Linked DNA regions of Mus musculus: all the other regions are linked to region 2. A link is a loop called in an ENCODE intact Hi-C map of the cell type or tissue named here. Cell type or tissue: left cerebral cortex. All regions are shown on one strand. Links, peaks and the distances in the headings refer to the core of each region. The heading gives the core; the rest is flanking DNA.

Region 1 (7,771 bases), core at 1,352-6,351, 350 kb before region 2:
ACCTGTGTGTATGTTTGTTTACATAGGTACATGTATGATTGGCCCAATCCCACATATGAGAGAGAACATGCCGTGCTTTTCTTTGTGAGATTGTGTGACCTCGCTGAATATTATACATCTCAAGTTCATACATTTTCCTGCCAATTTTTCATTCCATTTTTACGTAGAGCTAACTAGTTCTATTATACACTTATACAAATATATATGATGCATTCAAATATGTATCCGTTTGATAATATATGTGAATATATAGTCTCAAGTTTTCATTATCCACTTATCTGTTGATCTAGAAAAAAGGAAGGAAGGAAAGGAGGAAAGAAACAAATGGGGAGAGAGACAGACAGACAGACAGACAGACCCTGGCCCATTCCTCTTTGCCTCTGTGTCCTTGCTTCTTGGCTGCTGTGGGATAAGCACCACTCAGTCACTCCTAACTACTCCTCCCAGTTAGGTCCCAAATGGTGGGGTCAAGTGACCATTGACTAAAAACTTCTAAACGGAGAGCAAAACCCAAACCTTTTCACTTTAAAAGTTATTTAGCTCGGGTACTTTGTCATAGCAAGGGAGAACTGACCAGCGTAAGCATGAGAAGATGCTTGGGGTATTTGAGAATGTGAGATAAGAAACCAGAACTTGGATGACAGGCAGGGCCTTGAGGCCATGGGGTAGGCAGCTGGAAAGGGGTGACCCTGAGGACCACGTGACCTCCACTGGCAGGAGGCTGGCATTGGCTAATAAAAAGCCAAGGGTGATTCCGGGTGATGTGAGATGGGCTAAGAAGGATTGAGCAGTGGTCCAATGCAAGCTTAAAGAGGACTTGTTCTCCGTGGCTCTTGGAAACTTGGGAGAGAGGGAGAGTGTTGTCCAGGAGGAAGCCAGACACTAGAGGCAAAAAGAGAGCTGAGTCCCCTCAGGTCCCAGACCTGCCCACCCATGCCCCTGTCATCTGTGAGCTCTGGAGTCAGCACCTTCACCTTCTGTTCCTGTACTGAGAATTTCTGTAGCATCTCTAGGGGATGCGATGGGGGTGTCCCTGGATCCCAGTCTCCTGTGTACTAGGTGTCCCTGCCTTCTGACCAGCCTGGGACTCACAGAGATGACTCTTCTCTGGGTCTATGATTCTCTCCCCTCTGGCCCTCCTGCCCAGGTCCACAGTCTCTATGAGGAGGGGGCTGTTTCCCAGGCAACTGGGAGGAGGAGGAGTGGCTTGGAGGAAGCAAATGTCACCCTGGCTGTGCTGTGAATAATTCACAGCAGTGAAAACTGACTCACCCTCCAGTCTGCCATCTTCTGGAACCTTCTTGTCGACTCCTCCTTGGCAAGCTCCCTCCGCTGCAGTCTGCAGGGCTTCACTGATCTCTTGCCTCCGGCCTCTCTCCTCGGGAGTCTCCCCACCCACTTCTCTCCCATGTTTGGCTGTTTCCTCTCTACCAACTCCTGTGCTAAGTGCACAGGGTGACTCGAGGCAGGGAAATCACCTGTCCCAGATCACATGGTTTTGAAGTGACAGGTTCAGAATGCAAATTGGAGTCTCTCCGGCCTGTGTCCTAGCAGTGGTCCTTGCAGTGGTGGAGACTGTCCGCTTGAGACTGCCCTGAGGCTGCCTTGGGGTTGGAGAGAAGGTATGGGGTGGAGCAAATGAGGTTGAAACAGAGATTGGTTCATTCTGGCTATGGACTGTCCTGCTTGCCCACCCACGGGGCACAGGGCCCCATAAGCAGGGCACAGTCAGTTTTCTCACCCAAAGACTACTGTATATGTGTCCAGAGCCATGGTCCTCAGAGACTGCTATTCTTCTGGGACCTCAGGCCTCACGGGGGGCCTGCTGTTCTCTCTCCCCTACATGCCACAGGTTTGAGGGAGAAAATCCAGTTCTGGACTGGGGTCTCAGTGCTTGAGTAAAGGCTGCTCAAGAAGTCAGTGGAAAGGCTGACAGACCCTGAGGAGTCCTAACCTGAAGATGGCAAACACGTTGATAGGGTTACGACTCAAGGCGGCCACCAAACATGGTCACATTGGTCTAGCTCTCTGGGTCAGGCCCTTGGACAGGGATTCTGAGGCACTTAAAGACAAAATGTGCTGGGAGGCTGGAGTAGGATGCTTATTTCTCAGCTCACTGGCTTCGGCCCAGACACATGCTGCTGTTTTGGAGGTGGTTCATGGGGTCTCCAGGAGTCAGGGAGGTCTTCCTGAGAGACAGTGTGTGGGGTATAAGACTCCTGGGTAGTGCCCTCCTGCAGCGAGAATTTTGAGTCCTTTAAAAACCCAGTTATCTTATGTGAGTATGTTTCTGTCCTAATCCCAGGTGTGGAACATGGGGCTGCTTCAGTTTGTCCACAGCAGCTGACGATGATTTGTCTCATGCTCTAGCAGGGGCATGATTTTACCAGCTGAAGACAGCTTACATTTGGAATTCTGGGGATTCTTGAGAGAGTATAAAAAAGGCTGTGGCCGCTGCTATTTGCTGGTTGGAGATATCCTTAAGACAAAGATCAAACTTGTCCCAAGAAAGTTGACATCCTCTAATTGGCAGGAAGTAGTCTAATGAAATTGATGCCCCCTTCCCCCTCTAACCTTCTTTCTTTCCTACCAAGTGTTGTGGGGTTGGAAGGGTGGAGAGGGTGAGGTAGAAAAAGAGAACCCAATAAAGTAGCCAAAAGCCCTGTTCCACCCTCCCAATTTGAGCCACTTCTAAGGCTGGTAACTACGACCTCAACTTCTGATATTCCACACTGCTGGGCCTCCGGTGAAATTGTCAGCTCAGGGATCAGGTCAAGAGAGGGAATGTCGTTGAGGTTCAAGCAAGCAACCACATGGAAGATGGGGCTTCGAGCTCTTGGTAGCATCCACAGAGAATGTGATTTCCAGGGATTCCAGAGCTTTGCACTCCAGAGAACTCTGGCTGGGACCGGTTTAGATTACAGCTGGATGAGGGAAGGTGCTGGAGTGGGTACTGTGAGGGGAGAGGATCCACTGAGACAGGTATGCTATTTCCTGTTTCACTTGGGTCCTCCCCCCACCTCCCCCCCACCCCATCCATGCCAAGGAGGCACGTGATTGGGCTAGCTGAAGTCATTAGGTGCTGGCTTTCCTCCGCCTTCCTCCTCTCATTGGCCATTTTTCTGCATTTCCGGTCACTTTCAGACCCTCTGAAACTCCACCCCCACCTGCCCACGGCCATCTAGCTTCTCTGCTGACTTCCGGGAGATGTGATTCCCAGCCTGGGCTCTCACCATCGCCCTCTTCCTTCCCACATGTAACCAGGGTCTCATTCTGAACTTGAGTGGCTTCTTAGCCTCTAACCCCAGCATAGTCACCTAGACCTCCATGACCTCCAAGAACACCCCAGAATTCCTGCAAGTAGTCATCTTGATGGGGACCTCATGTTCCCCCAACATGGGACTCAGCCCTCCCCTTTAATCAGCCGGCCTACCTTGCCAGCATTAGAAGCAGTTGGGGTTTGCCAGGCGGTTATGCATGCAGTTTCGTTAGCTGCCACTAGGTGGGCTGGAGTGTCTGGGTAATTAGAAACATTTAATAACGTCTATGCATCACAACAAACAGGAACCTCTCTCTCTCTCTCTCTCTCTCTCTATATATATATATATATATATATATGTGTGTGTGTGTGTGTGTGTGTGTGTGTGTGTGTGTGTGTGTGTAGCAGGATTTATTAAATAGTAGTATAGTAACCAATTTAATAACTGCATATAAAAAGTGAAGGCTAATTTGGAGCAAGATGTAGAAATAGCCCACTGCTTAGGTAAATCAGGCACCCTCATTAGCCCTTAACTGCTAATAATTAAGCTTAATTTTACTTTTACTCTTCACTCCTTTGAGCAATTTAATTTTGGCTTCTTTGAGCCATGTCTGAGCCCCCTGAGACCTCTGGTCGACCATTCAAGATGTTAAGCCACCTTCCTCCGCCTCCACCTCCCCCCCCCCTGCAGCTTTAACTGCCCCATGAAAGAACCTTATCTGTGATTGCTTTCTGCAAATCCCTGGAAAGGCCTTTGGTCTCCTTTGTCTGAGCTTCCAGCCCCTACATCTCCTGCGTTCAGAGTGCAAAACCACAGAGCGAGGGAGCATGCGACACACACGCTCTGTTTTCCTGGGGCTGTCTTTTTTTTCTTTCTTTCTTTTTCCAATTAAGAAAAGTGTTTCTTCCCCCGATCTCATCTCCTGGCCAAACCCTCCACCTTTCAAGCCGTGTCTTGTCTAGAATCTGTTTGTGTCTAAATCTCAAGCTACTCAGCTGACCTTGGTCTTTGTAGCATGTTGGGTGCAGGACCTCGTCACTGTGGCAAGCTGTTCTCTGTGATCAAGGTTTAGAGCTAGGGCCATTCCGCATCATCTCGAATGGAGTTTTTTAAACTGCAGGGGAAACCTTGCAATGACATTTTGGACAGAGAGCCTGAGGGTTCTTCACAGGGGGCGGTGACCATAGAAGATCTCAGGGACAGAGAAGATGGCAAACGGTCTCCCTCCTCCCTTCTGCCCCAGGAAATTCCCCCAGGTATTGTTCATCTTGCTGTTTGTCCTGACGGCCTGTGGGACCCAGGACAGGAGCAAGCCAGGAGAGCTGGAGAGCAGAGGGGGATGGGCAGGCCCAGAGCTCCATTTGAAGTTCCAGGGTTAGTTAAGAGCTGGCCAGCTGAGGTAGGCCATGCACACATTGTGCAGGGAACAATGTAAAATGAAAACACGGAGTTCCTTGTTCAAGATTAAAAATGTCAAGATGGTCCCAGCAGAGCGTCTGCTCAATAGGGAATGGGATGGGAGAAAGGCCAGAGCATCCCAAGGTGCCCTGGGGTTCAGAGGAACACCGTCTGAGAATCACCAAAGTGGAACCCAAGATGACTGGATATAGGTAGGGTTGTCTGGGGAGTATAAGGAAGTAGGGGCAAGAGAAGGGGAAGTCAGACAAGGAAGGAGAGCTCTGTGCAATAAGTAATAAGTGGGCCTGGGACTGGAGAGATGGCTCAGCAGTGAAGGGTATTGGCTGTTCCTCCAGAGGATCCGGGTTCGAGTCTCAGCACCCACAAGCTCACAACTCCTTGTAACTTCTAGTTCCACCCTTTTTCTGGTCTCCCCAGGTGCCAGGCATGCGTATGGTGCACAGACATGCGTGCAGTTAAAACAGCCACACATACATACTGAAAAAAAAGTAAGTGGTCCTCAGTGCTTCTGGGGACAGTGGGACCACAGACCTCCTGACAGACCCTGTGTCTCTGCAAAGGCATTTCTCTGTCCCACCCTCAAGGAAGAGGAATGTGAGGGATGATGACTCTCTGGCAATAACACCCAGATGAACTTTCTGACTGAGGGAGGCTCCAGGTTCCTGGAAGTCTTGCCCTGGTCCTGAGGCAGAAGCAGGAAGACAGAGAACAGCAGTTGAAGTGTGATCGTTACTACAAGACAGATCTGAGGGGTGCGGAGGAAATGGTTTCTGAACCCCAGGAAGATGGGACAGGAGCCTCCTCCTCTGGACCCCAACTTCCCCTCCCTGTACTAATTAGCTCCAGGTTCGAGTCCTCTGGAGGCCTAGTTATTTCCTGCTGCCACAGCGATCAGGGGCCTGGTCTGGTCTGATGAGCTCTCTGGGGCCATAGAGTGGGTTGTGCGAAGTTGCCGGCTAAGCATCTTGATGCCCTCCCATTTGTCACTGGCATTAGAGCTCACACAATGACCTGTCCGCCGCAGACAAGGGGCTCAGACTTCTGGAGAACAGGTCCCGGATGGCCAATGCGGATATCCAATTTAGAATTTCCGTCCATTTACCAGTGAATTGCCCCAAAAGAACACCATTTACGGAGTTGACAAAGGCCAAATTAGATTTCAGATTCTGGTTGTGCGTAGGTGACAGCCGAGAGGATGAAGTGAAGTAGTGCTCCAAAAGCTGCAAGCTTTTGCGAGTCTGAGTTTGCGAGTCTGAGCAGGAAGCCTCCGCTCGGCCTGTCCTCAGCTCTCCTGCAGCCCTGTGATGGGATGGGTGGCTCAGTGGCTCTTATCTGTGTAGCCCTCAGCACTTATTCTGTGGCTCCTTCCCACTGTATCCCGTGGCCTCTGTTCCATCCCATTCTCAGTACCTCTTCTTGCCCCTTCCCCTCTTTCCCTTTGGTTGTATTTCCTGGTTTCTAATTTTCTCCATCTGTTTTCTTGGGGTTCTGCCTCAATTTCTGTTAATTTTGGCAGGCTGCCTTAGCAGACAGAGATCTTTATTTTGTGCGATTAGAGGGTGGCGGTAGAGAGAATGTGATATGTTCACCAAATCCTATTTTATTATTTCTCTGGGCAGATTGCAAGGCTATGTTTTCCAGCCTCTAAAAAGAGATGATGCTGGGGGCTGATGAGATGGCTCAGCTCATAAAGGTGCTTGCAGCCAAGGCTAATGACCTGAGTTCAATCCCTGGAACCCAATTGGTGACAGAAGAGAAGCAACTTCCACAATCGTCCTTTGGCCTCCACATGAACTTCACTGTAGGTGTCTTAGTGTTCCTATTGCTGTGATAAAACATCATGGCCAAAAGCAACTTTTTTGGGGGGTGGGGGAGAGTTTATTTCTTTTATACTTCCACATCACAGTCCATCATTGAAGGAAGATAATGCAGGAACTAAAGGCAGGAGCCTAGAGGCAGGAAGTGAAGCAGAGGCCACGGAGGAACACTACTTTCTTGGTTGCTCTCTCACAGTTTGCCTAGCCTGCTTTCTTATAGGCCCCAGTATCACTGTCCCAAGGGTTGCACCACCCACAATGAGTTAGACTCTCTCCTCAGCCACTAGTGAAGAAAAGCACTATAGACTTGCCTACAGGCAAATATTTTGGAGGCATTTCTCAAATGAGAGTCCCCTTTCCCACATGGCTCTAACTTGTGTCAAATGTGAATGCCCATACATACACATCTGCACAGGCACACAAACCAATAAGTCAACGAATGTAATAAAAACTAAGAAGAAGATGTTTAACTTAAGATTTAAAAGATGAAGACAGGAATACGAAGCCGGAACGAATGGACTCTCTGATGAATTGATTTGGTAGATGGAGTAATGGATGCTGTCCCGGCTAGTTTTATGTCGACTCGACACAAGCTGAATGGAGAGGAGGGAACCTTCTGTTCAGACTGTAGGCAAGCCTTTGGACATTTTCTTAATTAGTGATCAATGGAGGAGGGTTAAGTCCACTGTGGGTGGTGCCATCCCTAGGCTGGGTTCTTTAAGAAAGCAGACTGAACAACCCATGGGGAGCAAGCCAGTAGGCAGCACCCCTCCATGGCCTCTGCGTGGGCTCCAGGCTCTAGGTTCCTGGCCAGCTTGAGTTCCTGTCCTGAGTTCCTTTGATGAACTGTGATGTGGAAGCATAAGTAAAATAAACCCTTTCCCCCCAAGGTGCTTTGGTCACGGTGTTTCATCACAGCAACAGTAACCCTAACTGGGAACAGATGCCAAGTCTATACTTCTCTGTGACTGCGTCACATACATGCCCATGTACTTGCCACAGTCTCATGGTGTTGGGAGTGTATTTTTCTGCTCCTTGAATTAGGAATTTACCACACAACCTGCCTTGCCCGGCAGGATGTCAAGTAAGCATCTTGAAACATTCCATTTATACACACTCTGCCACTGCTAAGAGCAGGGCGTGCCTGACAGTGCCCCAGACTCTCAGTGTCCCAGAAGGATAAGAGACTTGGGCAGGAGACCAAAACTCAAATATATGGCTAGTAGTCAAGGGCGGATAGAGCAGCCAAGACCCAGCCGATTCACAGACACAGAG
Region 2 (5,000 bases), core at 1-5,000:
TGAACACAAAGCCCAGAGTGTCAGAGCCACATCTGATGGCAGAGACACGGCCTCCACCCCCAGGGAACCTCCTCCTCCTCTTCCTCCTCCTCCTCCTCTTCCTCGGTTATTAAGCGTTAGGCTCCATACAAAGAGATCCACACATGTTATCACCTTTAGTCCACACGGCAGCCCCGTGAAGGCAGAACTGTAAGGCTCAGACATACATAATGTTTGTAGGTCAGAAAGAACAGACTAAACTCTCACTACATGTTAAGACTTCTATCTCAGCTAGAGAGGAAATAGAGGCTTAGAGGGGAAGTGACTCAGCCCGGGTCATGCAGCAAGCACACAGGAGTAGATTCACACTGAAACGCCAATCAGCTACATCTCGTCAAACCCAGACACACCATTATTTGGAGGTGCCAAGGGAAAAAATTCCATAAGTAAACTCAGACATGGCACATGAGGCCCACGCTGGCTTCTGTGTGAAAAACATAAAGAAAAAACTAGCTTATCATCCATAGAATACATCATTATGAAACATCCATTTTGGTAGTGATGTGGGGAAGGTGGCTGTGGGCAACCTTGGGCAGATCCTTCTGTAAAGCAGATGGCAGAATCACACGCACTAGAGAAAGCCCAAATCCATTCCCGAGCCTAGCCACAGTCAAGGTCAGTAGCACTCGGGATATAAAGGTTAAAAGGAGCAGAGCCAGGAACCGGTGCTGGGACTGAGCTGTGAGGAGAAGAAAACACCAGCAGGAGGGACCGCCTGGACTCTGGGGTGATTCCAAAGAAACAGAACCAAGTCATTTGGGGGAAGGGTGGCAGAGAGGGCTTTGAGGCCTCACACTGTAACATGTGTTCAAAGGAAAGACCCACAAAAATCCAACTGCCTGTTGCCCTCAACTCCAGTTCCCTGGCCCCTCCTCCAGTCTCACCTCTCCAAGCCCCATTGGTTAGGATTGTGTCTGGTAGCTAAGCATCTCTAAATACAAGGACTGTGGAGCCTGAAGCTCACCCAGAAGGGGAGAGTCTGGATTTAAGGAGGCACTCATTGTTGCATCACTGAGGCAAGCTCAAAGTCCTCATCTTTTGGGAGCTTCCTTAAATCCTGACACCCTACCCCAACCCCCAACCCCCAATCCGGGGAACTTCACCAGACTCCAGGCTCTGAACTGGTCTCTGACTACAGGAATAATAGCAAAGACTTAATGTTGCTCGTTGGACCAACTTACGCTTTTGAAAAGACATCACAATTATCTGACTCTGAGAGACAGGCATTCTCTATTTCTCCCCCTTGCAGACAGGGAAGCTGGACAATTACAATGTGAGGACCCCTCTGTCCGAGCCAATCCTAAATGTGTCACTGCTGCAGTAAGTGACACAGCTCCTCCATTCACAAGCAGTGTGGCAGTTGCTGACAGCAACCACCATGTCCCATGCGTTGCCCACCAATCTCGGTTCCAAACCAGATAGGCTCCATTTAGAAGATGGACATGTGACTCTTGCTTAAAAATAGAACAACATAAAAACTATCAGTAGCCTGGAAAGGATGATGGAGAAAGGGAGGGGATGAGGCCGGGGTAGGAAATGGGAGGTGAGGCAGGGGAGAAAGAACAAAGAGGGCTAGTCTACCTCATATCTTTTTTTTTTTTTTTTGCTAGCTCAGGGGTGATAGAAGCTGGAGGTGAGACACACACATCGGGCCCTCAGGTCTCAAAGCTTTGACAGTGTCTTTGAGGATATCCTGGGAAACTCCTGGGAAGCAGAGGGATTTCTGTGAGTAGACTGGCCTCAACCACAGACGAATCCGGCCTTTATCTGGGGCTTGAATTAAAGCTCTGGACAGTCAAAAGGCCAAAGCCAGGTGGACTAGAGAAACACATGAGTGTGTATCTCCCTGGACGTCCACCCGTTTTCACAGTACTCCATCAGCCAGGCTCATTAGCCAGGAGAGCCTGATACTGCATAGATCACTTATGAGCACTAAACAAGGCACCAAAACCATTCCAGACCAGCCAGAACCCCAGAACCACCCAGCCAGACCTTGCTCAGCTTCCAGAACCACGGACACCGGGCCTGCATTTAGCCCCTTTATAAATTATTGCTATCTTCAAACTACACAGCCAGCTCCGAGCCAGCAAGCACCAGATCTGGAGGCTATCTGACCGCAGTGCAAGTCCCGTGTCTACTAGGAACTAGCCATGTGTTTCTGGGCACGTGAGTCCACCCAGCTTAGTTTCTTTGTCTGCAAAATGGGGAGCAGCACCAACCAGCAGCAGACTGTAGAGGCTCAATCAGATAATGGCGAAAATGCTGCAGCCACATTTAGTGAGCACTTACTATCTCTCTGCTACTTGTCATTGTTTGGAAAGCACTCCAAACAGCTTGGCAGCTATTAAGTGCTCAATAAACTACGGCCACGGTATTGTTGCTGCTTTATTATTTTGATGACGCTCCAGACTCAGTGGGGCCCCAGGCAGGAGACTCGGTGGCCATCTGAACACAGACACACTGCCCTCTGCTGCTGCTGCTGGGGAATCAGCACCTCGAAGCAAAACACTCCAGGCCAAGGCCAAGGCCAAGGCACCGGCTCTGGCTGGCCCTCTGGGGGACTCTACCTTCTCGGGCCCTCCTCTCTAGCCTCTGGATAACACACCAGGGTCTTCTGGTTGCAGGCTCCAGAGATGGACCTTATTCTTGGATGTCAGTTCTCTGTTGCCAGGCAGATTCTGGGCACCTCAATCCCTTACCCACTTTTACATGACCCAGTGAAGTGTCAGAGCTCAGTTGCCTCTAGCAGGTCCCGAGCAAGGGTGACTGGGCTCAGGCTGCAGCTGCAGAAAGGAGAGAGGGGTGGCTGACCATGAGAGGACAGGGAGGCCTTGCTTCTAGTGCATCAGAATCAGCCCTAGCCACAAAGCACAAATCTCTCCCCGCCCCAGCCTGCAGCTTCCTTTCCTAGGCCTTGCCTCCTGAGGAGGGGCAGTTCTAATGCCTACAGGATTATCAGGACCTTCTGTCTCTGCAGGATACTCTACTTCCCAATGCTAGAACACCACGGTGCCTGTATGATCACTGTCCCCTGCCACAGAGGCTCACAGTGAGGGCTGGGGGGGTGTTTACAAAAGATGCCAAAGGGAGACAAACACTCTTGCATTTCTGCAAGGGCAAGGAGCCCAGAGCTCACCTTTAAAACACCTTTAAAACAGCACTGTGGGCTAGACTTCTAAACTCAGCCCATCCTGTTCAGTCACAGGGGGATGCCCATGACCTTGGAAAAGCTCAGCCCAGCCTGGCTCACCCCAAACAAAACTGAAAACCCCAGACCATCCTGAGGCCAAATGACTGCTCTGTTCGGGTGCATCTCGAGCACAGAGTGGGAAATAAAACTCCAGCTGGAGAAGGAGAAGCCAGAGCTGGCGGGAGCAAGCTGGGCTGGAAAGTGAAACAGAAATTCCTCAAGTTATCGCTTTCCAAGACCCCTCGGGCCACTCCCAGGTTTTGTCTGAAGCTATTTACTTCTGGGGGGGGGGGGACCCTATTGATCTTCATTCAGCAGCTGTCTGTTCCTACAAGGCGCAATGTTTCCGTACATGGCCAGTCAAGAGAATTCCTCATTGTTTAACATGCAGTGACTCTCAAACGGAGACGGATGTTTGGGACAATTTGGATGATCTGATCAAAGGAGGGGCACATGGGGGATTGTCCCACTGTCCCACTGTCCCGAGAAGGGCTGCTGGAACCTTGTACATTCAGAAACTGCTTAGCCCTGCCCTGACTGTGAAGCCTCCAAGAACGCAGAGCCAGGCGTGCCCTTCCCTCCCACCCCCTTACACCTGCTTTATGTCTCTGCAGTCATTTGGCTTTGAATCCCCCCACTGGCTGGCCAGAGATCAAGGCCAGCTACCGAGCTCCTCATCACACACACACACACACACACACACACACACACACACACACACACACACGACTCTCCATGTTGCCCCAGCTGCTGTTACTACTGCCAGGCTCCTTTTTCAGATTCCAAGAAGCCCTCAATCCTAGGAAAGATATAAGCAGGAGACCTGCATTGATGATAACCGTTCCTGGCAGTCCACTCTAAAGGGAACTTGACACCACAGTTAGGATGTCAACCAAACTGTGTACATAAGGGGAAACTGAGCACAAATGTGGAAAGAAGAAGAATAGAATTTTATCAAAGTGATCCAGTTCATTAAGAGCAGAAAGACGAGGAAATCCAAGCCTCTGTCCTCTATGTCCATCAACCCTCCGCTGCAGCTTGTAGATTATAAACCTATAAATCCAAGTCCCCAATGGAAGGTCACTAAATCTCATTTGGCTGACAAGGCTCAGAGTCTAACTGCTTATCCTAACTGAAGACCTGGATCCATCCAAACAACAATAATGATGACAATAATAGTAAAACGCAGAACAATATGCCTCTTCCATGGCAGCCCTTGATAATCACACACAGAATACATCTTCCACATATTCATATAAAATAATCAATGATCATTTTTTCCCGCAGACTACAATCCAATTACTCTCTCTCTCCCTCACTCTCCTTTGTTACTTGCAAACCATCCAAGCAATCAATGCCTTGACCTCTCCCTCTGATAGACACAATTACAAAAAGACAGAGCAGTGCAATTCATCTATTCAAGACAGATTGTTTGAACACTCTGTCACACTGCTGAGCGATCCATCTCCTTGTCTAGGAGGGAATTTCAGCCCCCAAAAGAGGCACAAAGAGAAGGGGCGGGGAACACCCTCCCCAGGCCAGAGAGCCCATCTTGCACCTGCAGGTAAACCCTCTCTGGTCCTGTGCTCAGCGACGACGCCTGGCTGCTGGAGGAGGGATTCGGGCTCCAAGCTCCAGCCGCTCCAGCAGAAGCACCCAGCATGCTTCAGAGAAGCTCAGTTTCCAGGGCCTCGATCCCTGCAGCCCCAGCCAAGAGAGAGGCCTCAGATCCCAGAGATGGGGATAGAGAGACTGCATCCAGCCTAGCCAA
Region 3 (7,771 bases), core at 1,720-6,719, 260 kb after region 2:
GGCAGATGTTGGGGGGAATGGGCAGATATCTGCATGCCTCTGTGTATGGGGAGGTGAGTGTGTGTGTGCCTGCACCTGAGCATGTGTCCCTGGATGTAGGTGGACTTGAATAAACACAAGCATATAGGAGCAAAGGCCTGGCTGCAGGGCATGCTTGAATTCTTGAGTATGGAGACACACAGGCAGGGAGAAACCTGGACAACAGCGTGCTCACAAATATGGCTGAGACGGGACAGGGTGGGTGGGGTCTCCCACAATTCCTCAAGACCTCTTGGAAGATGAATGGAGGAGGCCTGAGCACAGATCTATATCACTTCAGTTGACACTATTGTGACCCCAACTCCTCGGAGGCACATGGGTGCTTGATAGAAGCTAGGAATGGGAAAGATAGCATTTGTATGTGAATTTTTAAAGTGTTTGTTTTCTTTTTAATTATATGTGTGCATCTGAGTATAGAGGTCAAAGGCTAAGAGAAGATGTCAGATCCCCAGGAACTGGAGTTACAAGCAGTTGTGAGCTGTTAAAAGTGGATACCGAACACTGAACTTGGGTTGTCAGCAAGAACACCATGGGCTTTTATCTGCTGGGCCACCTCTTCAGCCCCCGTGTGAGCATTTTTATCATGATTATCACCATGATTATGGGAAACTGCTGCCAGATATCAATAGATCCCTTGCTGTGAGTAAGGTCTGTATATGTGATTCACACATGATCTCATTTATAGTCATCATGATAAGCTGCTATTTCCCGAACCCCTATGAAACCTTTAGTGGCATCGAATCCTCCACAGAGAAAGGGAGTCAGGCCTGGGCCGCCAAATGCCCTGGGTCCTTCAACCAATAAGCAGAAGACCTGCCATGGGAGCTGTGGCTGTGAGGCCCTGGACAGAAGGTTGTGCTAAGATTGTCTCCTGTAACTACTTCTAACCCTGGCGCCTCAAGCCTACTGAGCCAAAGGCAGCTCTTTGCTCACTGATGGATGGAGACCACACTAAATTAATTAAACAGCCAGACTGGCGCAAACTGCCAAATCCTCCACTTACACAGGGTGTGGAGTGTGAATGGGTAGTAGCCAGAAAAGACCCTGCTGCCCCAAAACATTCAACAAAATAAAAATAGTAGCATCTGTGAATTCTCTGGCTCCCATCTATCTGTATTGTCACATTCAAGGTCACACAGTAAGAAGGTCTCAGAGCCAGCATCCAACCCAAGTCCCGAGCATCAGACACGTACCTTAAAGATTCAGTGCAGGGGCTGACAGTGACTTATTTTTCTCAGCCCCCCGGAGGATGTGCTGGAAAATGTGCGGTTGTGTCTTCTGTCAGATATTTAGGGGCTTCTTTTTAAAGAGAGTTGTGCAAACCTGCAGCCAGCATTAGGCCCAGTCAAGACAGGAGTTGAAGGAAGTGGCCACCAACAAGGTCCTGTGACCTCCTTAAGCAAAGGCGAGGCACCCTGGGGTTGACAGGTGGGAGCACAGCCTGAGAAGGAGTGGGCAGCAGAAGGGAGCACGGATGGACTGAGCACCAGAGGGCACAGCAGAAGGGAGCACTGCCAGTGGGCGGGCCAGGCAGCGTGCTGGGCTCCTAGTCTCAGGCCACTGCTTGATCACCTGACTCCATCAGGCAAACCCAGAATTTCTAGTTCATGAGGATGCCCAGGCTCAGGGCTAAGCTGTGCATGAAGATCACGTAGCTCCTCTTCTCAGGGGTGGAGGCAGGAGGAATATGGAACAGACCTGGGGGCTTTGCCCCTACTGATCAGACACTGAGAAACTGTGGTCTTGACTCCTAAGTCCTCTGTCCTAATTAGGGTTTCTATTGCTATGATGAAACACCATGACCAAAAAGCAAGCCGGAGAGGAAAGGGTTCATTAGGCTTATACTTCCACATTGTAGTCCATCACTGAAGAAGGCCAGCACAGGAATTCAAACAGGGCAGGAACCTGGAGGTAGGAGCTGATACAGAGGACAGGGAGGGGTGCTGCTTACTGGCTTGCTCTCGATGGCTTGCTCAGCTTGCTTTTTTTTACAGAACCCAAGACCATCAGCCCAAGGATGGCCCCACCCATAATAAGCTAGGTCCTCCCCCATCAGTAACTAATTAAGAAAATGTCCTACAAGCTTGCCTCCAGCCAGACCTCATGAAGGGATTTTCTCAACTGAGGTTCCCTCTTCTCAGGTGACTTTGGCTTAAGTCAAGTTGGCATTAAACTAGCCCGCACAGACTCCTGGTTTAACCCTGGTCCCTGATCCCTTTCTTTGTTCTTGGGGACTCTGGCTTTCAATTCCATCTTGTGCCTCGCTCCTCATCCTGAGATGTCACACCCTGAATGGGCCGGGGATGTAGCTCAGTTGGTAAAGTGTTTGTCTATCAAGCACAAGGTCCTGGATTTGATCCCCCAGCCCAGAACAAACTAATTGTGGTAGTGCATTCTTGTAATTTCAGACTTTCAAAGGCAGAGGCAGGAAGATCAGGTGTTCAAGGTCGTCAGCAGAGGCCACCCGGGATCCATGAGACTCTGTCTCAAGATCAACAAGCAATCAAAAACTTTTTTTTTAAAGATTTATTTATTTATTATATGTAAGTACACTGTAGCTGTCCTCAGATACTCCAGAAGAGGGCATCAGATTTTGTTACGGATGGTTGTGAGCCACCATGTGGTTGTTGGGATTTGAACTCAGGACCTTCAGAAGAGCAGTCGGTGCTCTTAACCACTGAGCCATCTCGCCAGCCCCAAAACTTTTTTTTTTTTTTTTTGTTTCGAGACAGGGTTTCTCTGTATAGCCCTGGCTGTCCTGGAACTCACTTTGTAAACCAGGCTGGCCTCGAACTCAGAAATCCACCTGCCTCTGCCTCCCAAGAGCTAGGATTAAAGGCGTGAGCCACCACCGCCCGGCAATCAAAAACTTTTAATGGGACCTAAGAACCAGACATTCAAGAAGTCAAAACAGGAAAATCACATGTTCAAGGCCAATAATAATAATAATAATAATAATAAAAGGAAACTGGGCTCTCTTGGCCAGGGGAGAACCAAGGGTCTGTGCCATCCTCTACCCAAAGCATCTTTCCCAAAATGCTGGCTGGGACTCTACCATCTGAGGCATCCATTTGTCCCTCCCTGGCTCTTCCCAAGGCCTCGAGGGCCTTTGCTAGCCTGGACAATGCTGCAGCTCATACACACGGCCCTCTGGAGACCAGAGAAGCACTGGATGAAGGACTCCAACCCTTGGGGCTCCATCCTGACCACCAATAACTCCTTCTCTGGCTCATGACCTTGTCTGGGCTAGACCTTCCCCACTGGGCACCCAGTGACCTCTAGAAAAGGGGTGGATGGCCTGGCAAGTGGGTGAGTTAAACTACCATTAACCCTTCAGACCCCAGGCCGATCACAGCTTCCTTGAGAAAGCCCTCTCTGACCCACATCTCAAAGGCACTGAGCACCTATCTGTCAGGTACTCGATAACCCACAACCAAACTCTTATGCCACAGATCACGGCGGCATCTGTCTCTCTGGTTAGGCTGCACAGCAATCCGTGGAGCTGGGAGCTGTTTACCACCTACAGATCCCCAGCAGTCAGCACAGAACTCTGCCCAGCAGGAGTAGAGTGAATATTTACTGAGTGGATGATGATTGAGGGATTTATCTGTCAGAGTGGCGGGGGGTGGGGTGGGGGGGGGGCTCCTCTGGGCTCCCACAGTTGTGGACACAGCCCTCTGTCCTGCATATCCACTAAGCCCTTTCCTGCCTACCCCTCTTTCACAAACCTCAAACTCATTCAGAGCTAAATCTGGTCCAGAATTTTCAAGTCAGGGTGTGTGTGTGTGTGTGTGTGTGTGTGTGTGTGTGTGTGTGTGTGTTTAATCTACATATCTAATGTATCTTAAAGAATAGAAAGACTTGCCAATGCCAGGTCACATGACCCAATAAACTCCACAACTGTGATCTCTCTAGGTAAAGGCCTAAGTCTTCAGATTCCCCAGTCCCTCTCCAAGTTCCTTCCCAGCCGGGTCCATGCATCCCCATGACCCTGTCTTTTGGCTCTGGGACCCATTGCTGTTTCCAGAACGCCACCTTTCTCCTCTCTGGCTGAGAACATCCCCAGTTTAGGGCTGCCCCAGAGCGCAGGCACCATACTCGGGACTGAATGAGCGCCTGTGCATTGAGCAGAAGGAAGCTCTAGGGAGCGGGGAGACACAGGAGAGGGGGGCTTCCCTGGGGAAGGAGCACGGATTAGCCGTTCTTTAGGGATTACTTAAGAAGAGATAATTGGGTGCACCAAACACTTTGTATTTTGTCTCATTAGCTGCCGCGACGCTTGCCATGCTTAAAGTTGGGGTGGTAAGTAGGTTAATCTCATTGAACTGGTTTAATAAATAGAAATCCATTTTCAACTGTTTCCCAGGAAAGGGAATACCTCTGCTATGGCCAAGCTCCCCGAAGAGGTCTGGGAATCTATTGCCACCTGGTGGCAATGTGTATGTATTGCAGGAGGAATATTCTAAACAGGTAGAAGTGCTCGCTCAGAGAGGTGGGAGAGTTGGATCCTGCCCCAGGGGAAGCAGCCCCGACACAAAGGGAAGCCACCAGTGGCACAAATAACTGACTTGTGGAAAAAACTGAGTGTGGTGAAATTTAAAGCACAAATATTTAGTTTTTGAGAAATCTGATCTGGGCTGAAAATCTTTCTGAAAGCTTTTAACTACAATCATGACATTTGGGGGACTTAGGTGGATAGTTCAGTGGTAAGGCAATTGTACCTCTGTGAGGCCCTAGGTTCAATCCTCAGCACTGTTCTCCAAGCAAAAGACAATGAGAACTGGCTCTAATGTAAGGCAGACCAAGAGTGAGCCTAGCCCCACCAAACCCTGTGACACTATCTGAACCATTTCTAGCTGGCAAGGTTTTCTATATATGCATATACATGCAGTGGCTTTCTAAATATGCATTTCTCTTCCCTCTGGCAGATCTTCACACCAATCTTTCAAAGTAAATCCTATTATTATCCCATTTTACAGATGGAAAAACTAAGGCTCAGAGAGGCACCATCCCATGCCTGGGAGTGACTGGCTCTGGCTTGGCTCTGGCCCTTCACTGTTTCTTTGCATCCCTATGCAAGAAAGCTACTGTGAGTCCAGAACTGACAGTGATGGCTAGCGTTACAAACTTGATAGAATCTAGACTCACCAAGGAGACAGGGCTCTGAGCATGCCTTAGGGGCCTATCTTGATTAGGTCAGTTGAGGGAAAAGACACGCCCACTGTGGGTGACAGCATTCCTTCGGCACAAGTCCCAGACTGCATAAAAAGGTGAAAGCTGGCTGAGTACAAGTTCTCCTTGTTCCCTGTTTCTAGACTGCAAATGCAATGTGACCAGCTCCCTACCAGCTCCCTTAAGTCCACGCCATGGTAAATTCCATGACCTGGAACTGTAAGCCAAAATAAGCCCTTTCTCCCTGGAATTGCTTCTGTCCTGGTATTTCATCACAGCAGAAAAGTAACAGAGCAAGCAACAGAGTCAGCCAGCAATTGGCCCTCACTATCATCTCTGTGGGCTTCTGGGAAAGACACAGAAACACCAAGAGAACCCATAGAAGCTGGTCTTAGATTTTGGCTTGACCTCTTCTTGTAGGACCCTGTCCCAGAAGAGATTGACTGGCTGCGGTCCTGAGCCTGAACAGACCCTCAGACACCTGCCCACAATGTCCGCAGCCACTGCCAGGCAGTAGAAAGCCTTAGCTGCTGACTCGTAGATTCACAGTATGTTATGCACTCCCTAGAGAGAAATACAAAAAAACAAAGACAAAACCACAACTCTCCCCAGACTGCCTTGTGGTCTCTATGAAAGGAAACAATACGGGCAGTCTTTGTGTTTAAAAGAAAAATTACTGAAACAAGCAAAAAAGATTCCAGTTTGCACTCTTTTGAATTGAGAGAAATAAGCAAACACTATTTCCTAAATCTATATTCGCTGGGAAGCATCCTTTTATTATATTTATGCGAAAACATGAGTCAAATCTCATCCCAGGCCGAGAGAAGACACATTCAATAATAAAATGCAAACGCTGTTTGCGGGGAATTACAGAGGATCAAGTTTCTGGCCTATTGTGAGGAGTGGTTTAAAATTAAGACTTTTAAGCTTCATGTATCCCAATTTTATTTTGCAATAATCTATGCCTTTAACTTACCCTGTTTATATTTGCTCCCAATAATGTAGCCAAAAATCCAGCAAGCACTGATTGTGAAAAGGGTAACTCATTATCTGCTTCCGCCCAGGAATAACAAAGGGGAAAAAAAGAGGGTGTTTGCTCGCGCCCCCACAGTTCTTGGGAAATATTTGCTCTCAGACATTTGGTAATATCACGGAGAGCTCGCCTTTCTGCATGGGAGCTTTGCAATTTTAAAGAGATACTTAAGAAGAGCAGAAAGGAGATGACAAAGGTTTGTGCCTACAGCTCCGGTCCCAGTGGAGTCCCGTCTGCAAACTCACCTGAGGCATTCTGGGATACTTACAGAAGCTTCCAGCAAGCGTGGATGGCTCAAAAAAACGCCTCAAAAAGGCAAGGAGGGCTATGGGAGAAAAGACCCCGTGCAGTACTGGGAGCTACCCTGAGCAAAAGGACTCAGTGCACATGGCTCACAGGCACTCGGTGGCACTGAGCTGGGGTCACTAGGTAGAAGGGAAGTTGCTTTGAGAGCTGGATTCTGGGAGGCCTGGAATTTGCGTCCCCTCCCTCTCCCCACACCCCCTCTCCTATCCCTATTGCCTCCCCATTCCCAAGTGCCTTCTTTCCTTCTCTTCCCTCCTCCATACCGACATCTTGCTCTCTGATGAATGTGTTCCCATCGCTGCCAAGGCTCACACCCAGACTTCCTGACCTTTATCTAATGTGTTTTGCTCCTTCCAGAGCGCTGTACCTACACGAATCTTTCTTAAACTGGATACACACATCCCTGGAGACTCCCATCGGTGCGCTGAAGAATATATGAGCTACATGACAAACATGGCCGGTCCTGCTGGCATTGAGATTACCCGACGGCGAGCAACTTGAAACGCTGTCTTCGCGTTAAAAGAAACAGCGCAGATGCATTATGGAGCTGAATGCAAAATTCCCATGAATTTTTAAGCTGCGGTGAGACTTCAATGAATGCTGAGTTTGTGGCGGGTTGTTTTAAGCTACGCCCCCGTCCCGCCCCCACCCCCCAGGGCACCTGTTTACTCTCTTCTGCAGTCAGGTTTTGCTTTGGTGGGAAACTTTGAGAAGCTCTGACTTACTTTGTCGCATAGAATCCTTACCTTTGAAAAGAAAGACGATTGGAAAGCTGAAGGGAGATACAGGGCTACAGAGACACAGGGCCACCTGCCCTGAGTCAGCTAACAAGCCCAGCCAAAATGTCTGTGCAGGTATTCTAGCCCATTGCATGGCAAGGTACTGCCAGGTGTTTGGAGCCACCAGGGACAAGGACCAGAGATGGGAACTAGAGGTGGTGGGCCAGTTAAAGAGGATGTTTCAAGATACATACCTGGAACTAACTGGCAGTCTCTAAACTCTTGAGCGAGCAGGTGCTTCAAGTCTGGAGCCTTAGACCCAGGCATCTGCCATTCTGGTGTTTCTTAGATTAGCCACTATTAGCTGCCATTTCCCAGACCCAGAAAAGCAGAGAGGCTGGAATCAGGGCCTCTAGCACTTTTGAAAAGATTCAAGGGGTAAAGGGTGATCACAGGGAATATGGTGGCCCTGTTGCTTCCTCTGAACCTCCTGTTGTCACAT
Region 4 (7,771 bases), core at 1,723-6,722, 220 kb before region 2:
AACAAAAATAATTTTACTGTTGGGGGTCGCCACAACACGAGGAACTGTATTAAAGGGTCACAGCATTAGGAAGGTTGAGAACCACTGCTCTAGATTTAAGAGCCAACAGCATCTCATCTCAGGAAACAGGAGCCTTTCTTTTTAAGGCTTCCTTACAGGCAACTGGCTGAGCATCCTCCAGTGATGCAGATGGGGAAAAAGAAGTATAACCTCGTGGGGACAAAGATGTCTGTGAGGGTGTGGCTAGCTCATTCCTCAGAGCACTGGAGGGATAAATTTACTGTGGAAGGGATCGGGTTTGGGGGACAGCCTGGTCTACCATGGTGGTTCTGCACCTCTGGAATGGCACTCTCCTGCCTCTTCCCCGGGCCGATGAGCTGTCAGTCAAAGCAAATGCATCTCCCTGCACGTGACCAGCTCACAAGGCTTCTGCATTAAAGTATTCAGAGAGCGCACAGATCTCAGCTGCCAGATGCTGGTTCACCTGTGGGATGAGGCTCCATGGTACACACCCTGCTCACAGGAAGCCCCTCCTTCTTGAATTCTGGGATACGTTTTGCTCAACGAGGCTTCACACATCCACCAGGAGCATCAACTACCCAAGTGCTTATGAGGACACATCAATGGGGAGAGGTCTTTGAACTCTCTGAGCTATCTGCCAACATCTCCCCCCATGTGCATCCTTCTGGCAATGACAGGCATTTATCCCCGACACTCAGAGGCCATATTACAGTCAGATGCTGGAGGTATGCTTGCTAGGATGTCACTAAATTGATGACAGCTCCTCCAGTCACAGGACAGGAGCCAAAGGGGAGACTTGGAGAACACCTACCTCCCCAACACACCGTCACTCCTAAGTCACATAGGTTGGGGACGGTGGTGCCTTGTGTTTTCTCTGCTGCACTTTGGGAGAGCGCAGGGCAGAAGCCAAGGAAGGAATGTGGAACTCTGAGTCTGGTTGAGAGCCGACTGTGGATCTCAGGCACATGTAAGGCCCTGTGCCAGTGAGCATGCGGGAACGGTCCACTGAGGCCCATTCATGGCCAGTCTTTTCTCCCTCGGAGGCACTTTCCTGGTGTCACCTGCTGGTATGGTCAGCTCTTGTCTCTGAGGCCTGGGTGGAAGGACTGTTTCTGCTAAGCAGAGGTAGAAAGAAGCATGGCTCTTCAGCCCATTTACTTCAGCTCAGATTGGGCAATAATGAGGAAGGCTCCCCGCTGAGATGGTAGAATCTCGATTGCCTTAACCCTCCAAACCCACCATCGCTGCTTTCCACCATAGAGAACAGAAGGATAAATTCAAGCAAGAAATAAAGATGTCTGTGCTAAGGCACTACAGGAACGGGTTGTGGTCTCAGCATAGCCTACCCTATCCCAATTAACGCAATTACTGTTTATTAATCACCTACCATGTGCCAGGTTCAGTCAACCCTCCTCACCCATGGGTTTACACAATTACAGGTTGAGAAATTAGAAAACAATAGTGTCTGGACCTAACATGTAGACGGTTCCCCAGACAATACAATATCATGATTATTGACATAGAATTTGCATAATGTATTAGATATTGTAAGTCATGTCAAGATGATTTAAAGTCAAGAGGGAGTACGTGCCAAGTCTGCAGATGCTGTGGGCGTTGAGCATCTGCGGGTTAGACTGGAGGAGTCCTGGAGGCAATGACCATGGACCCCAGGAATGACTGTTTAAATGACAGTTTAATGACTGGGTTTAAATGACCACCACACATCATCTCCCAAGTCCTTGGAGTGACCTTCCAGCAGGGTCTATTGTCACAGAAGAGAAAACTGAGGCACAGGGATGAAGCACCTTCCAAGAGTTGTCACACAGTGAGGCAGTAGTGGAACTGGTTTCAGACCTGTCATTTTACTGCACCAATTCCAGAGAAGCCTGTTGGGTTTTCTGCCCCATCAGGCTCCAGTATCCACAAGCACATGAAAGTTGTCCATAGTGTCCCAAACCTGAGAAGAGTCCATGTGCTGTGTTAATTTAGTTCAAGGAGGAAGAATTAAGGGCTTCAGGCACATAATGAGTCTCTGCTCAGTGGAGTTGCCTTGCTGGTGGAGGATACAGCTGGGCACAGATGTGAAGCCGGGACTGCATGGTGCAGGTGTAAGGTGCAAGTGAATGGTGTAGCCATATGGTACAGGTGCATAGTGCAGGTGCATGGTACAGGTGTATGGTGCAGGTGCATGGTGCAGGTGTATGGTGTAGGTGCATGGTGCAGGTGTATGGTGCAGGTGCATGGTGCAAATGCATGGTGCAGGTGTCGGTAGGCACACACATTTGCATGTGTATGAGAGAGTATCTCAGAGATGATGAGCAAGGAGACAGAATAAGCTTGGGAGTGAGGAGGCGAGGACTAGGCTGAGAGCAAATATGTCTACTGTGGAGATGTTGAGTGTGGCTGGTTTTCCTCATCTATTCAAAAGCTTCCCCATCCGCGTAGGTCAGGAGGACCCCACCCACTGAGGGACTTGCTACACTGCCAGGCCTGCTGCTGGCCAGGAGCACAGCATCATTTCAGGGCTTAGTTTTGATTTTTGCTAATCCAAGGTCTGAGTCCCAAAACAGGCAACCACTTCCAGATTTAACCGGTTCCCCATGGTGACCTTGAGCACGTCTTGGCTGTGTGTATTCATTTGATAAATGAAACAATCACGTTTCCCTGGAAAGCCACTTGTGAGGACACCTGGTGAGTTCTTTCTCCCTGCCTTCCCACTCTGTGACTGCTCCTGCAAGGGCCCTTGGTGACAAGGGCAGCCTTAGGTCCTCCCCCTTTGAAAAGACCCTTCCCGGACCGTTCCTGAATCCAGAAAGAGGTCCTGCCTGAGGGGGACTCGGGGGCCATCTGTGGGTGGCCCTGCCTTCCTGTGGAAAAGAAAGAGCCACTTGAGCATGAAGCTCCCTCAGCCTCTCCCAGCATCACGTCCCCGGAGGGAGTCACAGGCCCAGTAATGTATGGCTCCATTTTTAGATGTTGCCGAATTCCATTTGCTGGAGATCTGTGTTTTATTGCCGTATCAGTGTTTCTAAATTGCACTATATTTTCTTAGCTTGATGGGAATTTACAGCACCCGGATTGGAGCAAAATTGGGCTCTCCCCGCGGCTCGGAAATCACTGGGGTCGATTGCTATGGCTGCTGTCTACCCCTCTGAGTGTTTCTGCTAATTATTCATATTAAGAAGGAATCTAAGACCGAGAAGGGAGGCTGGGAGGCCCACTTGGGGGAGACATCCATCAGGACTAGGACTCGGCGGCTGCTTCCTGCAGGATCTGGGCCACCTAAGAGGAGGTGGGAGGGCCAATGTGTGGGGTGCTCAAACAAAGATGGATTCCAGGCTGAAGAGTTGGGAAAGACCCAAGTAACAGCCAGCCACAGGCCTGGCACATCTGAGGGAATAGTAGACATCAGAATGCCAGCCTTAGTAACTGGAGCGGGAAGGATTCTTGCCAGAGGACCCCTTGGGTGGTCTCCAAGCACTTCCCTATCTTCTTCATTTGCCTGTGAGGAAAGAGGCCAGGGGACATCAACTCCATTTTACAGATGAGGAAGCTGAAGACCTAGGGGATGAAGTCACGTGGCAGAGCAGAGATTGCAAGCAAGGCTGTCTGACTCTACAGTGGCACTTGCTTCATCCCCATAGGCGGCTGTCTCTCCCTTTGGTTACCACACAGAGACAGGGAAGAACTGCTTTTATTTAAAGAGCTTCACTCCGCATGCGCCAGACATTGCACTAAAAGTTCCAGGCATCATTGTTTTAGGGGTGGGTGCTGGCCCATTTTATGGGCCAGTCTCTGGATGATCCTTAAATTTGCATAGTCACACGTGACTCCTATGTCACAAAGCTGAGATTCAGCCTCAGGGGTATCTGCTCAGAGCCACTCTGAGTCACCGTGCTCTCCTGCTACTGGTGACAAGGGCTCTTCCAATGTTTGCTGAGGTAGAACGAGCTGCCTGGCTCTGGGTGGCAGTCCTGGTGCATTCTGGGAGTCAGATGGAGTTGTCTGCTGCTGACATCCAGCTGACTGCAGGCTTGCACACTGATGGCTCGTTGCTTGGGCTGCACCTGTGTTTCGAAGTCCCCATCTTCCCGGCTCCCTTCTTCCAAGGTAGCATAATATGACTACCTCGGGCACTGGACAGTGAGAGGAGAGAGGATCGAGGTCCCAGCTGAGGCCCATCCCTCTGGCAAGTCTGGGTAGTTTATCTCACTTGGCAGTGATGCTCTGTCTAGAAGCACGTCTGACGTTCTGTGCAATAAAGTTAATGGACTTCTCCGTGGCGGAGCAGCCGCTGAATTCTCTTGCAGCAGATGCTGAGGGTTATGGACGTTCTAATTAGGAAGCTGCCTTTGGCATCGGGGAAAGGGAGGGGAGGCCTGGGATGAGGCTGCACGCCCTGCAAAGACCCCCTGCTGAGGCGCTCTCCTAGTGCTCGGCAGACCCCCACTCGCTTCAGTAGAGAAAGAAGATATTTCTTCCTCTTTTATCTTCTACTTCCTTTCCTGCCTCAGTGGGTCCTTGGTGAGCCGGAAATGACCGGGCAGGACTAGGCAGAGTGACCACCGTCTTTCAACTTGGAGCAACAAGCAATTGGGGTTTAGTGGCAGTGGTCAAATAAAACTCGCAACCAAGTTAATCTGACACATTTATTGATGTGCATAATTGTTATTGGGTTGCACTGCAATTAGGAATAAATGGTAGGTCGTTCCTGTGAGTGACTGTAATTAGTAATTCACATTTTTGGGTCCAATCAAGTTTGGATCCCCCCCCCCCCCCCCCGTGTGGTGTCTAAACAGCTTGGCTGTGGACTGCGTTCCAATTCACTCCTTTGTTCTTTGAGCTTCTCATTCACCACATCGCCAGACCAGAGGCCTCAGACTGGAGTCTCTTTCCACTGCCTACTGGATCCTTGTGGGCGATCCCTCTCTCCCACTTCCTACACCTACAGTGTGGGGATAGGACCCCAGAGCTCAGAGAGCTGTGTGACAAGAATCTTGTGAGCGGAGGCGTGCAGGGGCCTCAGCCAGTGACCACTTATATTTTATTATTTGTTACTATTGTTTATGACAAGTCCTCTTGCTAAAGCATCAGGCACCAAGAGATCTACCCTTAGACAGGAGGGGATTCAGAGTGTAAATTATTTTTTAAAAAGATCTAAGCCTTTAGATCAGTTGGGGGAAGAGTGTACCCCTGGGAAGTTCTCGTGGGAGGATTGCTGTTAAAGCTCTGTCTGTGCCTTGGTGTTCAATGTAACTTCTTGCCACCCTCTGAGCCCCCACGCAAGTCCTGCCAGTGCCATCGACCGTGATATGACGTACCTGAATGGCCCTCACCAAAGCCAGAAGAGGCACCCAGGAAGCCACCATGCCTCTGAGCCTCCAAACTATAAGATCAATAAACCCCTGTTCTTTATAAAGTCCAGCCAGTGTTAACCTGACTAATACACGAAGGGAGGTGGTCTTTGCAGTGCAGTGAAAGGCTTGAGACACGCACGGTGACTGGATAGAGGCTCTCCCAGGCTCTTGAAGAAAACTTTCTCTGCACATGGAAGCAGAGAATTCCCTGGGGAGAACGTGTGCTTTGTCAACATGTTTATCACAGAGGAGACAGCCCGGGAGACAGCCTAGAGCCAGCTGAGGTGGTTGGGGAATGTCAGGAAGCCCAGAGCTGCGGAGGAATGATGGGAAGCCAAGGTGAGGGATCTGATGGTGAGTTGTGAGCCCTAGGGAGGATAAAAGGGGATGAGGTGCGATTGGCCTCTAGAGTTGGAGAGGTAGAGGGTTCTGAGTTAGGCTCTGAATCTATTCCTCCGGACCTCAGGCAAGTTGTTGGTCTCTCTGAACCCCAGTTTCTTCATCAATAAAGCAGCCAGCTCCACAGCAGACACTATCAGCACATATCTTACCCTTACTCCACCAGTGCTCTGCCTGAGGCTTTGCCCTGGTTCAGGGGGCCAGCCAAAGATGGTAAAGACTTGGTGGCTGCACACCCCAGCTCTCTCACCCTTTAGTTGAGAACTCTTGTGTCACATGGTCTAGGCTGGCTGCCCAGACACAGGCTCACACTGCCCGTTTCCCTTGTATCATGTTGGGGATGGCCACTCGGTCTGCTAGGCTCTAGATAGTGGGGAATCTGAGGTAGAGGCCTGAATCCTGCAGGACTGACAGTTGGGCCTTTGGAAGTTAAGGACCTTGACCTGTCAAGGCCTTGTTTCCGGTCCAGAGGAAGGTTTGTTTCAGGTTGGGGCTACTGCTCTGGATGCGGTCTCTGTGGGGTCTCCACATCCTGGATCCTGTGTAGGGCTGAGGCGGGCAATAAATCCCCTCAGTGGAGCTGGTCCCAGCATGGGCCACCCAGCAGAAAGGCCTCATCAGCGGCCTCATTTGCATAAGATAATGAACCCGCAGTAAAAATAGGAATAGAAAAAAAAATGGCCTGGCAACTTTGTTTCCATAATGACAGATGCTTCTTAAAGACTTAGCTTCTGTTTTCCAGAGGAAGTCCCCAGGGGCAGGATCTGGTCCAGCCTGCCGTCCTGTCCTATCCCCCAGCCCTGACCTTCTCTCCTAGGCCTGCTGCTGGGCAGTCACAGGGCACAGAAGCAAGGGACAGGAGCCCAGTTGAGGGTCAGAAAGGCCCGTTGAGAACAGTCTTCTTACATCCCACGCTGAAAATGGCTTTTGGATTTCTTCCTTCCTGTCCATGTGAACTCGCCAAGGAAGCAGAGTGGGCATTCCCACCACACAGGAGAAGCACCCAAATCCTGTGAGGTGTGCCAAGTCACCCGCCAAAACCGAGGCAGGAGTGGGAGGACTTGAAACTCAAGCCCCGGCTCTGAGTCTGTCCTGGCTGCCTTGGGAGATGGCTGATCAGAGGGTTTATTTCGTTGTTGACTTCTGACAGGCCAGGCCTATGGCAAGCAGTCTCCATCACTCTCTGAGGGGACAGTCCTCACGATCACGTGTGTCACAGATAAGGTAACGGAGGCAGAGGGTACGCAGTAGTTTGTTCAAGGTTACACAGCCAGGAGGTGGTGGAACCGGAATTCTTGCATAAAATGTTAACAACCTCAATGAATGGGTGGATGGGTGGGCAGCTCTACCTCACCCCAACCATCCGCCCCCCTTGCTCTACCTCACCCCAACCATGGCCTCTTTTCTCCTCACTCTCTGCTGGACCTGGAGTTCTCCCTGAAGCCCGGTATGCTCACTCCCAAGACTTCTCCCAGTGATGGGCAGACATCCTTCAATCCTGGACCTTTCTGTGTCGCCTTACCTGGCTGTAGCTCCACGCTAACAAAGTCCTTCGGGTCTTGGGTGCCTCTCCTTCCACTGGTTGTTGGGATCTTGCCTGAGCCTTGCTAGGCAATGGGACAGGAAGCTAAGTATTTCAGGATTCTGACAGTTCACAGTCTCTGGGATTCTCTGGATCTTTCAGTCCTTCTCTAAGCCTGTGTCTCATGACTATACTCAGTGACTGCTCTCTTTCCTCAGGTCACACTTGATTGGACAAGTAGCCGTCTGAGCCAAGCCGCTTTCCTGTTTTGGGAATGACAATTACACGGGCTTGAGAGCTTAACATAGGCCTGCCCATTGGGAAAGTTTAGGGCAGGCCGGCCTGGGTAAAAATCCTCTACATCTTCCAGCTGTTTTCTGATCACGTCATAGTGTAACATGGAAAGTTCTGGAAAAAAATCTGAGGGAAGTCAGTGGTTCTCAACGTGAGGGCCATGACCCTCTTGGAGGGG

The links. Peaks named below come from ENCODE experiments on the same cell type or tissue, not always from the same donor. Only the 100,000 strongest peaks of a DNase experiment are listed, where the experiment ranks them.
Region 1: a loop joins it to region 2, with 1.9 times the contacts of the local background. A loop is called at or near these places in 6 of 42 quality-filtered maps.
Region 3: it touches region 2 in a loop (2.3-fold over the local background); 2 of 42 quality-filtered maps call a loop at or near these places.
Region 4: it touches region 2 in a loop (2.1-fold over the local background); 8 of 42 quality-filtered maps call a loop at or near these places.

What each region holds. Positions count from the first base shown.
Region 1 is chr4:125,846,202-125,853,972 of GRCm38, reverse strand. No RefSeq gene overlaps it. Among named protein-coding and RNA genes, the nearest start is that of Gm40249, 13 kb to the right of the region's middle. In left cerebral cortex, for the core only: a CTCF peak has its summit at 3,503; DNase peaks (open chromatin) are centred at 3,479 and 6,170.
Region 2 is chr4:125,493,159-125,498,158 of GRCm38, reverse strand. The region is part of intron 1 of Grik3 (glutamate receptor, ionotropic, kainate 3); the gene reads right to left. Among named protein-coding and RNA genes, the nearest start is that of Grik3, 5.0 kb to the right of the region's middle. In left cerebral cortex, for the core only: CTCF peaks have their summits at 2,510 (motif pointing left) and 4,817; DNase peaks (open chromatin) are centred at 455, 907, 2,502 and 4,854; H3K4me3 peaks cover 1,061 bases; H3K27ac peaks cover 1,098 bases.
Region 3 is chr4:125,228,593-125,236,363 of GRCm38, reverse strand. The region is part of intron 4 of Gm32611 (a long non-coding RNA gene); the gene reads right to left. Among named protein-coding and RNA genes, the nearest start is that of Gm40244, 14 kb to the right of the region's middle. In left cerebral cortex, for the core only: a CTCF peak has its summit at 4,472 (motif pointing left); a DNase peak (open chromatin) is centred at 4,462.
Region 4 is chr4:125,715,127-125,722,897 of GRCm38, reverse strand. No RefSeq gene overlaps it. Among named protein-coding and RNA genes, the nearest start is that of Gm40249, 120 kb to the left of the region's middle. In left cerebral cortex, for the core only: no CTCF peak of the experiment used is centred there; DNase peaks (open chromatin) are centred at 3,000, 3,359 and 3,841.